Regions from separate parts of the Homo sapiens genome. Here region 2 is linked to region 1. Evidence: read pairs that join two places in POLR2A ChIA-PET (ENCODE). Cell type or tissue: PC-9. All regions are shown on one strand. Links, peaks and the distances in the headings refer to the core of each region. The heading gives the core; the rest is flanking DNA. Region 1 has its middle 40 kb from the start of ERBIN. Region 2 overlaps ERBIN (erbb2 interacting protein).

What was found. Peaks named below come from ENCODE experiments on the same cell type or tissue, not always from the same donor. Only the 100,000 strongest peaks of a DNase experiment are listed, where the experiment ranks them.
Region 2: POLR2A ChIA-PET joins it to region 1 with 11 read pairs; 14 of 35 experiments call an interaction of 5 or more read pairs at or near these places.

The regions. Positions count from the first base shown.
Region 1 is chr5:65,884,302-65,888,694 of GRCh38, reverse strand. No RefSeq gene overlaps it. Among named protein-coding and RNA genes, the nearest start is that of ERBIN, 40 kb to the left of the region's middle. In PC-9, for the core only: a CTCF peak has its summit at 2,648; DNase peaks (open chromatin) are centred at 2,544 and 2,944; H3K4me3 peaks cover 1,188 bases; H3K27ac peaks cover 2,085 bases.
Region 2 is chr5:65,935,387-65,939,779 of GRCh38, reverse strand. The region is part of intron 1 of ERBIN (erbb2 interacting protein); the gene reads right to left. Among named protein-coding and RNA genes, the nearest start is that of ERBIN, 11 kb to the right of the region's middle. In PC-9, for the core only: no CTCF peak of the experiment used is centred there; no DNase peak of the experiment used is centred there.

The DNA.
Region 1 (4,393 bases), core at 149-4,148:
GAAAGATGAAGGCTGTGCATCAGCCCAGTTGCATGGGCTACCACTTACCAAATCTGACCTAACTGGTGCCGTTGCCAGATGTCCAACATGGCAGTAACAGAAACCAATGTTGAGCCACCACTGCAACACCATCCCCAAGAGACCAGACAGCTACTTGATGAGAAGTTGAATAGAGTGGGCCCCTTCCACTCAATTTTTTTGGACAGTAATAGATAAACGTTTTGGTTATATGTTAGCTTTTCCTGCTTACAGAGCCTCTGCCAGCACTATCTTCCAAGAGCTTATGCAGTATTTGATCCACCAACTGAATTCCACATAATATCCATCTGACCAGAAGACCAATTTTTTGTTTGTTTGTTTGTTTGTTTGTATGTTTTTTGTTTTTTTGAGATGGAGTCTCACTCTGTCCCCCAGGCTGGAGTGCAGTGGTGTGATCTCGGCTCACTGCAACCTCCGCCTCCCAGGTTCAAGCAATTCTCCTGCCTCAGCCACCCGGGTAGCTGAGATTACAAGTGGCACCACCATGCCCGGCTAATTTTTTTGGATTTTTAGTAAATACATGGTTTCACCATGTTGGTCAGGCTGGTCTTGAGCTCCTGACTTCGTGATCCGCCCGCCTTGGCCTCCCAAAGTGCTGTGATTACAGGCGTGAGCCACCGCCCCCAGCCCAGAACACATCCCCTTTTTACAGCAAAGGAGATGTGACAGTGGGCCCATGACCTTGGAATTTCCCTGGTCTTCATCACATACCGAACCAACCAGAAGCTACTAGCCAGATAGAGAATTGGAATGGTTTGCTGAAAACGTGCTTAAGCACCAGCTCAAAGCCAATAATTTGTGAGGATGGGGCATTATCCTCCAGGGTGCAGTGTCCCAGTGGGAAGAATCATGAGACTGAGAACCAAGGGGCAGAAGAAGGAATGATCCTACTTATTATCATTCCCAATGACCCATCTAGGGACTTTGTGCTGCCCATCTGCATTGCATTAGTTTCTGCAGGGTTAGAGATTCTGATCCCCACAGGAAGAACACTGCCTTCAGGAAACACAATAAGAGTCCTGTTGAACCATAAGCAGGTTGTCCTTGAGCACTTCGAGCTCCTTGCATTGAGGGACCAGCAGACAAGAAGAGGAGTCACTCTCTAGGCAAAGATAATTGACTGATTATCAGAAAGAGACAGGGCTGCTAGTACACAATAGGACATGGACGACTATGTTGTGGAACTCAGGTAATCTACTTGGGCATCCTTGTTACCTCCTTGCCAAATGGTGATGGAAATAGACAAAGGAAGTGTCCCTTGCCTGAGAAGGACATGGAGACCATGGGCTCATTCCCCTTAGGAATGATAGTCTGGGTCATGCCACCAGGTAAGCCACCAAAACCAGTAGAGATGTTAGCTGAGGGCCCAGGGATTTTAGAATGGTTAAGAGAAGAGATAAAGTGAGTACCAGTTGCAGTCTCAAGACCAGTCACAGCAGCAGGTGTAGTTTGTTCCACCAACCTTCCCCTTCTAAGGAAGACAGCCCCATTCATACATGAAGCAATGAATCCAAGTAGCACATGGGGTAGTCTATGCTGAACATGGAGATGATCTGCCCAGATCCCCCTGTGAGGAAAGATTTGCTGTCTCAGCTGCTGGGAATGCAATTGACAGACAGCCTTCAACTGTCAGTTCTTGTAGAAATTGGCTCAGCTGCAGAAATCCCCCCTACCAAGGTTACATCCCTCTGGAGGTAGTCCTTATCCAATGACTGGAGTGAGAGTACAAATGTCTGGCTACTTTGGCTCACTGTGGGATAACCCTGAGGAGCCATTTCAGCTCCAGAGCTCCCCTTAGAATTGGCTGAGGCTGCCAGGCTGGCATCACAGCTTGGCTTCTCCCTCTGCCTGATTCTTCCTTCTCTTCTTTCCTAATAAATATCCCAAACACTAAGCTGTGTTTCGGAGTCTGCCTCCCAGGGCACCCAAACTGCAAGTAGAGAATCCTGTTTCCCGGAGTTTCCCTCATCTGCTAATTTCTTTTGTTAGTGACGTCCACGTGAGGTCTATAGGTTGCCTTGTGCAGAGCTGGCACCTCACCTGTCTGAGCCACCACAACCCTGCATTTATTCCTTTCATTACAGCACTCACCACATCACGTTGAATTGTCATCTATGTTACTGTGTTAGTCTTTTCCTCTGAATGATTCGTCTCATTCAGGAAACCAGGGACCCTTTCCTCACCAACTTTTGTGTTCCCAGCACCTAGTGCATATTCAGTGCTTAAACGGTGTTGTTGAATAGTGATGAGTGATGGGAGAAGGCTTAGCCTTAAACAGGCTTTTTGTTTGACTTCTGGAAGTTCTAAGCCTTTATATAAAAAAGTGAAGATCTTTATTAGACTATTTGCTAAATTTGGCTCTGCATCAAAAACAGTCATACTGATCACATCAGAATTTATTTTCCCTTTGTGTTTGAGTATGAATCAAATGATAAGTGGCTACCAGCAGCAAAGGATTTTCCAAGCAAGGGTGAAGGGTGAATATCCTGGAAGTCAGTGCCTTCCTGGTGACATAGCAGTTGTCATTTACTAAGAAGCTGCTGTGCTCCAGGCATAATGCTCAGCCCATGAGTCAGAGAGAGAGAGAGAGAGAGAGAGACAGAGAGAGAGAGAGAGAGAGAGAGAGACAGAGAGAGACAGAGAGAGGGAGAGAGAAGACCATCCTACCCTAGGCAGGCTAATCTAATGTGGAAGACAGGTAAGTAAATAACTTGCAACCGGGCGCGGTGGCTCACGCCTGTAATCCCAGCACTTTGGGAGGCCGAGGCGGGCGGATCACGAGGTCAGGAGATCAAAACCATCCTGGCTAACATGGTGAAACCCCGTCTCTACTAAAAATGCAAAAAATTAGCCGGGTGCCTGTAGTCCCAGATACTCGGGAGGCTGAGCCAGGAGAAAGGCATGAACCCGGGAGGCGGAGCTTGCAGCGAGCCGAGATAGTGCCACTGCAGCCGGCATGGGCGAAAGAGCAAGACTCCGTCTCAAAAAATAAAAAATAAAATAAAGTAAAAATAACTTGCATGTAGATAAACCATGTTCTTCCTCAAACACCTGTGACAGCATCAGTACCAGGATGAGAGTGAAATGTGAAGCAGCAAGGATTCTTTGAAGTGAGATAATAAAAGCCAACAATAACCTGACTTTCAGGGGACACACACACACACACACACACACACACACACACATTATATAGGCCAACTGCATTGGCCAGTTTACCTCTGAGTTCCCCTTCCTCAGCAGTGTAGGAAGGAGCAACCTTGCGTTTCCTCCAGTGGTAAGGGTGCCACGAATGTAGTGGCACAGAACATAGTCCCAGGCCAAGGTGCTGGATACATGGGTGGAACTTCATTTCCTGAAATTTGGGAGTGGAGTGGGCAAGTCTGGAACCCTAAAGGAAAGGAGGAATTACAGGGGTAAGATTAGGTACTAACAAGACTTGGCCACATCAACGCAACACACCACATGGGAGGCCTGGGTTCAGTCCCCGGCCCATTAAAAAAAAAAAAAAAAAGGCCGGGCATGGTAGCTCATGCCTGTAATTTTAGCATTTTGGGAAGCTGAGGCCAGTGGATCACTTGAGGCCAGGAGTTCAAGACCAGCCTGGCCAACAGGGCAAAACTCCGTCTCTGCTAAAAATACAAAAATTAGCTGGGTGTGGTGGTGTGCACCTGTAATCCCAGCTACTCAGGAGGCTGAGGCATGAGAATAGCTTGAACCCAAGAAGGCAGAGGCTGCAGTGAGCTGAGATTGTGACACTGCACTCCAGCCTGGGTGACAAAGCAAGACTCTATCTCAAAAAAAAGAAAGAAGGAAGGAAGGAAAGGAAAGGAAAGGAAAGGAGAGGAGAGGAGAGGAGAGGAGAGGAGAGGAGAGGAGAGGAGAGGAGAGGAGAGGAGAGGAGAGGAGAGGAAAGGAAAGGAAGAAAGAAAGGCAGGAAAGGAAAGGAAAGGAAGAAAGACTTGGCCACAAAAGCAAAGTCAGAGTCCTTTCCTGCCTGGAAGGACTAGAAGCAGCAATGATTTTGCTGAACACCATGGAGCTAATGGCCCTGGATCTGTGACTCTTCTGGTCTAAGAACAAGCTCTGTGGTGGGATTAAACTACAAGTAAGGATTGTTGTGTGACTGTGTGACCCTGTTTTATAAAAGGAGCCAGAGCAATCCATTAGAACTACCACCTGAGGCCATATAAACCAAGGGAAACCAGCTCTCATCAAGGAAGTAGCCCGAAACCTTAAACTAGTTTTTGTTGTATTTTTTTTAAAGTTTTTAAATTGAAACATAATAATTGTACAGATTTGTGGGGTATGTGTGGTATTTTGATACATACATACAATGTGTAATGATCTAATCAAG
Region 2 (4,393 bases), core at 310-4,309, 51 kb before region 1:
GTTCGGAGCTGGAGACCAGCCCGGCCAACACAGCGAAACCCCGTCTCCACCAAAAAAATAGGAAAACCAGTCAGGCGTGGTGGCGCACGCCTGCAATCGCAGGCACTCGGCAGGCTGAGGCAGGAGAATCAGGCAGGGAGGCTGCAGTGAGCCGAGATGGCAGCAGTACAGTCCAGCTTCGGCTCGGCATCAGTGGGAGACCGTGGAAAGAGAGGGAGAGGGAGACCGTGGGGAGAGGGAGAGGGGGGAGAGGGAAAGGGAGAGGGAGAGGGAGAGCGGAGGCACCTCTCTTGGTGAAGATGCTGGGCTGGATCTGTATTGTTCTTTATTGGTGTTTGTTTTGGAGATGGAGTCTCATCCTGTTGCCCAGGCTGGAATGCAGTGGCGCAACCTCGGCTCACTGCAACCTCTGCCCCCCGGGTTCAAGCAATTCTTCTGCCTCAGCCTCCCAAGTAGCTGGGACTACAGGCACACGCCACCACACTCGGCTAATTTTCGTATTTTTAGTAGAGATGGGATTTCACCATACTGGTCAGGCTGGTCTCCACCTCCTGGCCTCGTGATCCACCCGCCTCAGCCTCCCAAAGTGCTGGGATTACAGGTGTGAGCCACCATGCCTGGCTATTGTATTTTTTTATTGATTTTCTTCTCAAATTATTTTCAATTCATGATTGGTTGAATTCATGACTACAAAATCCATACATATGTAACCCATGGATAAAGCGGGCCAGCTCTATTACTGTACATCACACTAAATACTAAGCAGTTCAAAGAAAATGTTTATAATTAGTATTAATTTCTTAGAGATAAATAAAAATCCAGTTCAGGAACAACAAGGTTGAAGAGGCCATTCTCATATGACTGATGACACCTTCAAGGGGCAGAAGAGTAGTAGCAGGGACCAATTTCTACTTAAAAGAATCAGTCCTGGCCGGGCGCGGTGGCTCACAGCTGTAATCCCGGCACTTTGGGAGGCTGAGGCAGGCAGATCATAAGGTCAGGAGTTCGAGATCAGCCTGGCCAATATGGTGAAACCCCGTCTCTACTAAAAATACAAAAATTAGCCAGGCATGATGGCGTGCACCTGTAGTCCCAGCTACTTGGAAGGCTGAGGCAGAAGAATCGCTTGAACCCAGGAGGTGGAGGTTGCAATGAGCCCAGATTGCGCCACTGCAATCCAGCCTGGGTGACAGAGGAAGACTCCGTCTCAAGAAAAAAAACAAAACAGAATCAGCCCTAGCCTGGGCAACGGAGTGGGACCACATCTCTACAAATAAATATGCAAACTGGGTTGTGCACACCTGTCACTTCAGCCCAGGAGGTCAAGGCTGCAGTGAGCTATGATCACACCACTGACTCCAGCCTGAGTGACAGAGCGAGACCCTGTCTCAAAAAAAAAAAAAAAAAAGACCTATGCCTGCTCACGAATCTATTACTATACACCCAGAAAATACAAACATATCAACTAAAATACTAAAAGCAATTCTTCAAAAGTCATCACTATAGTAGATAATAAACATGAAACTCAATTGCTTCCTTTATTTAAATAGCCAGATAATAATGCAATTGATGAAATAGCCTCATAAAAACAGAAGCCCTTGCCCTCCCTCCAAAATGTTTTTAGAAATAAATATAACAAAAATATATGGTTTCTTAAAAATAACAAATATGCGTATCAACAAGAAACACAGATATGACAAGATGAAAATCATAAATGCCACTAAAGGGCATCAAACATCAAATAAATGGGAAATCTATCTTCCTAGAAAGAGATATGCTATCGTAAAGTTATCAATGATCTTCTAAATTAATCTACAAATGCAGACCCTCTCAATCAACATACCACCAAGAATTATTATTATTATTATTTTGAGATGGGAGTCTAGCTCAGTCCCCCAGGCTGGGTGCAGTGGCACGATCTCGGCTCACTACAAGCTCCGCCTCCCGGGTTCATGCCATTCTCCTGCCTCAGCCTCCCGAGTAGCTGGGACTACAGGCGCCTGCTACCACACCCCGCTAATTTTTTTGTATTTTTAGTAGAGACAGGGTTTCACCGTGTTAGCCAGGATGGTCTCGATCTCCTGACCTCGTGATCCGCCCGCCTCGGCCTCCCAAAGTGCTGGGATTACAGGCATGAGCCACCGCACCCGGCCAAGAATTATTTTTAGAAGCTGATAAAAATGATTCATGTCCACCTGGAAAATTCATTTAAAAGCAGAGTAACAAAGCAACACTTCCAGATATTAAATATACAATGAAGGGGAGAGAGGTCAAAATAGCATAGTATCATAAAAAACACAACAAATAAAAAAAAGAAAATCCTGACATAGTATAAACATATTTGGGGATTTACTATTGATAAAGGCAGACTTTCAGAAGTAAAACGATTATTCAACAAACGGCACTACAACTAGTTAGAAATTTGGGGAGCATAAAGCTAGATTATTTTTTCACTCCTTAAGCCAAAATTTAAAAAGCTAGGTTATTACTTTTATAATCTTGGTGCAAATACTTTCCAATAATAACATTAAAACCAAAAGGCATAAAGAGACTGACAAATTTGATTACATTAAAATTTAAGCATCCATATGGCAAACACCAGAGCCAATGCATAAGGATAAGCAACACATCAATAAAAACCATGTAGAACACAAAAGGCACACTGTATATGTACTATACCTAAAAGAATTGACATTTAATTTTTCAATGTCATAATTAGTAAGTCGTGGATTTAAATCCAGGCAATCTGACTCCAAAACTTATGTTCTTACATACTATACTATATTGCCTCTCTCAGATGTCCACAAGTATTATAAGACAACCAATACCCATTTTGGTCAAAAATGCATACAGGTAATTTTATATACCATTGATGGAAGTACAAATTGATACACACTCTTCAGAGGGAATTTGATTCTAGCTAGCTATCAATTTTAACTACACATACCGGAGTATATCTGGGAGATGGAATTGTGGAGAATTTTCATCTTCTATGTTCTATATTTCTATGTTTGAATTTTTACAGCAAGATTATTTTTATAATTGGGGAAAAAACAGATTAAGGTAATTGTTTTTACCCTCTGCCTATCAAAAGCCCTTCACCTTATCCAGCCTTCCTATCCTACCCTAAAGTGTCTCACTCTGTAGACATTTGTAAGACAGAATCGACAGAAATTTCAATTACTAAGGTCAGGAAAATAAAGATGACTCCTAGGGTCCCTGGCTTGGGAATGGCTTTTAAAAGAGCAGACAGGACCCTCTGTTGATACCAGGTATCCACGACAAATCAAAAAGCATCTACTATATACAGTCCCTGCTATTTTGCAGTCAGCATCAAGACAATAAACTAAATCTTCTGAAGTCCCCAGGGATTAATAGGGCACCCAAAGGATCCATTTGATGCTGCCAAGATCCTTATCTTTTCCTAGAAGACTGAGAGATTTATTCTAGTCTCAAAGGATATGCCTCTTAAATCACTTCCAAAATCTATAAGGAAGAGGAAAGTCAAACCAACTTATTCTAGGTTGTGTGATAACCTTGGCAACAAGATTCATTTTTAGATCACTAGTTTCTTGCACTGGTCCTACTACAAACATACCCTCCTCTCCCCACCCCCCCTCCATCAGACCTCCCTCCATGCTCCCACAAAGAGTCTAGAGTGACCTAAGGTGTGAAATTCCAAGAACACCATTATTAGGTGCTTCAAGACTTCAGGATCATGCAAACAATATAACCTGAATATATGAAAACCACAGCTGGGTGCAGTGGCTCACACCTGTAATCCCAGTACTTTGGGAGGTTCGAGGTGGAAGGATCACTCAAGCCCAGGAGCTGGAGACCAATCCTGGCAACATAGTAAGACCTCTACCTCTATAAAAAATAGAAAAATTAGCTGGGCGTGGTGGCATATGCCTGTAGTCTCAGCTACTCAGGATGCTGAGGTGAAAGGATTGATTGAGGCCATGAGTTCAAAGCTGCAGTGAGCAGTGATCATGCCACTGCACTACAGCCTGGGCGACAGAGCGAGACCCTTCTCCAAAAAAGAATAAAAAAGAAAAACACAACTGCATCAAAATCACTGCACTCATACTGAAATTGAGCAATTATCTCCACAAATAACTTGTCCAATGTAAAGAGTAAAAGTACTGGATTTCTTCCATCCTCCTTTCACAGTCGCCTCAAGAATTACTAAGGAATGAAATATTTCACATAAATGTACTTTATCACGGAATTAAAACTTGCCTTTTTACAGTTTGGAATTTTATCTCTTTAGAAATACTTCAGAAATTAATTGGACTGCAGACACTTCTGGCTCAAAAATGTTTGAACAAATGTTTACCTTAACTTCCTCACACACATAACATATGGAAACAAAACTATTTCTCACTGTTAG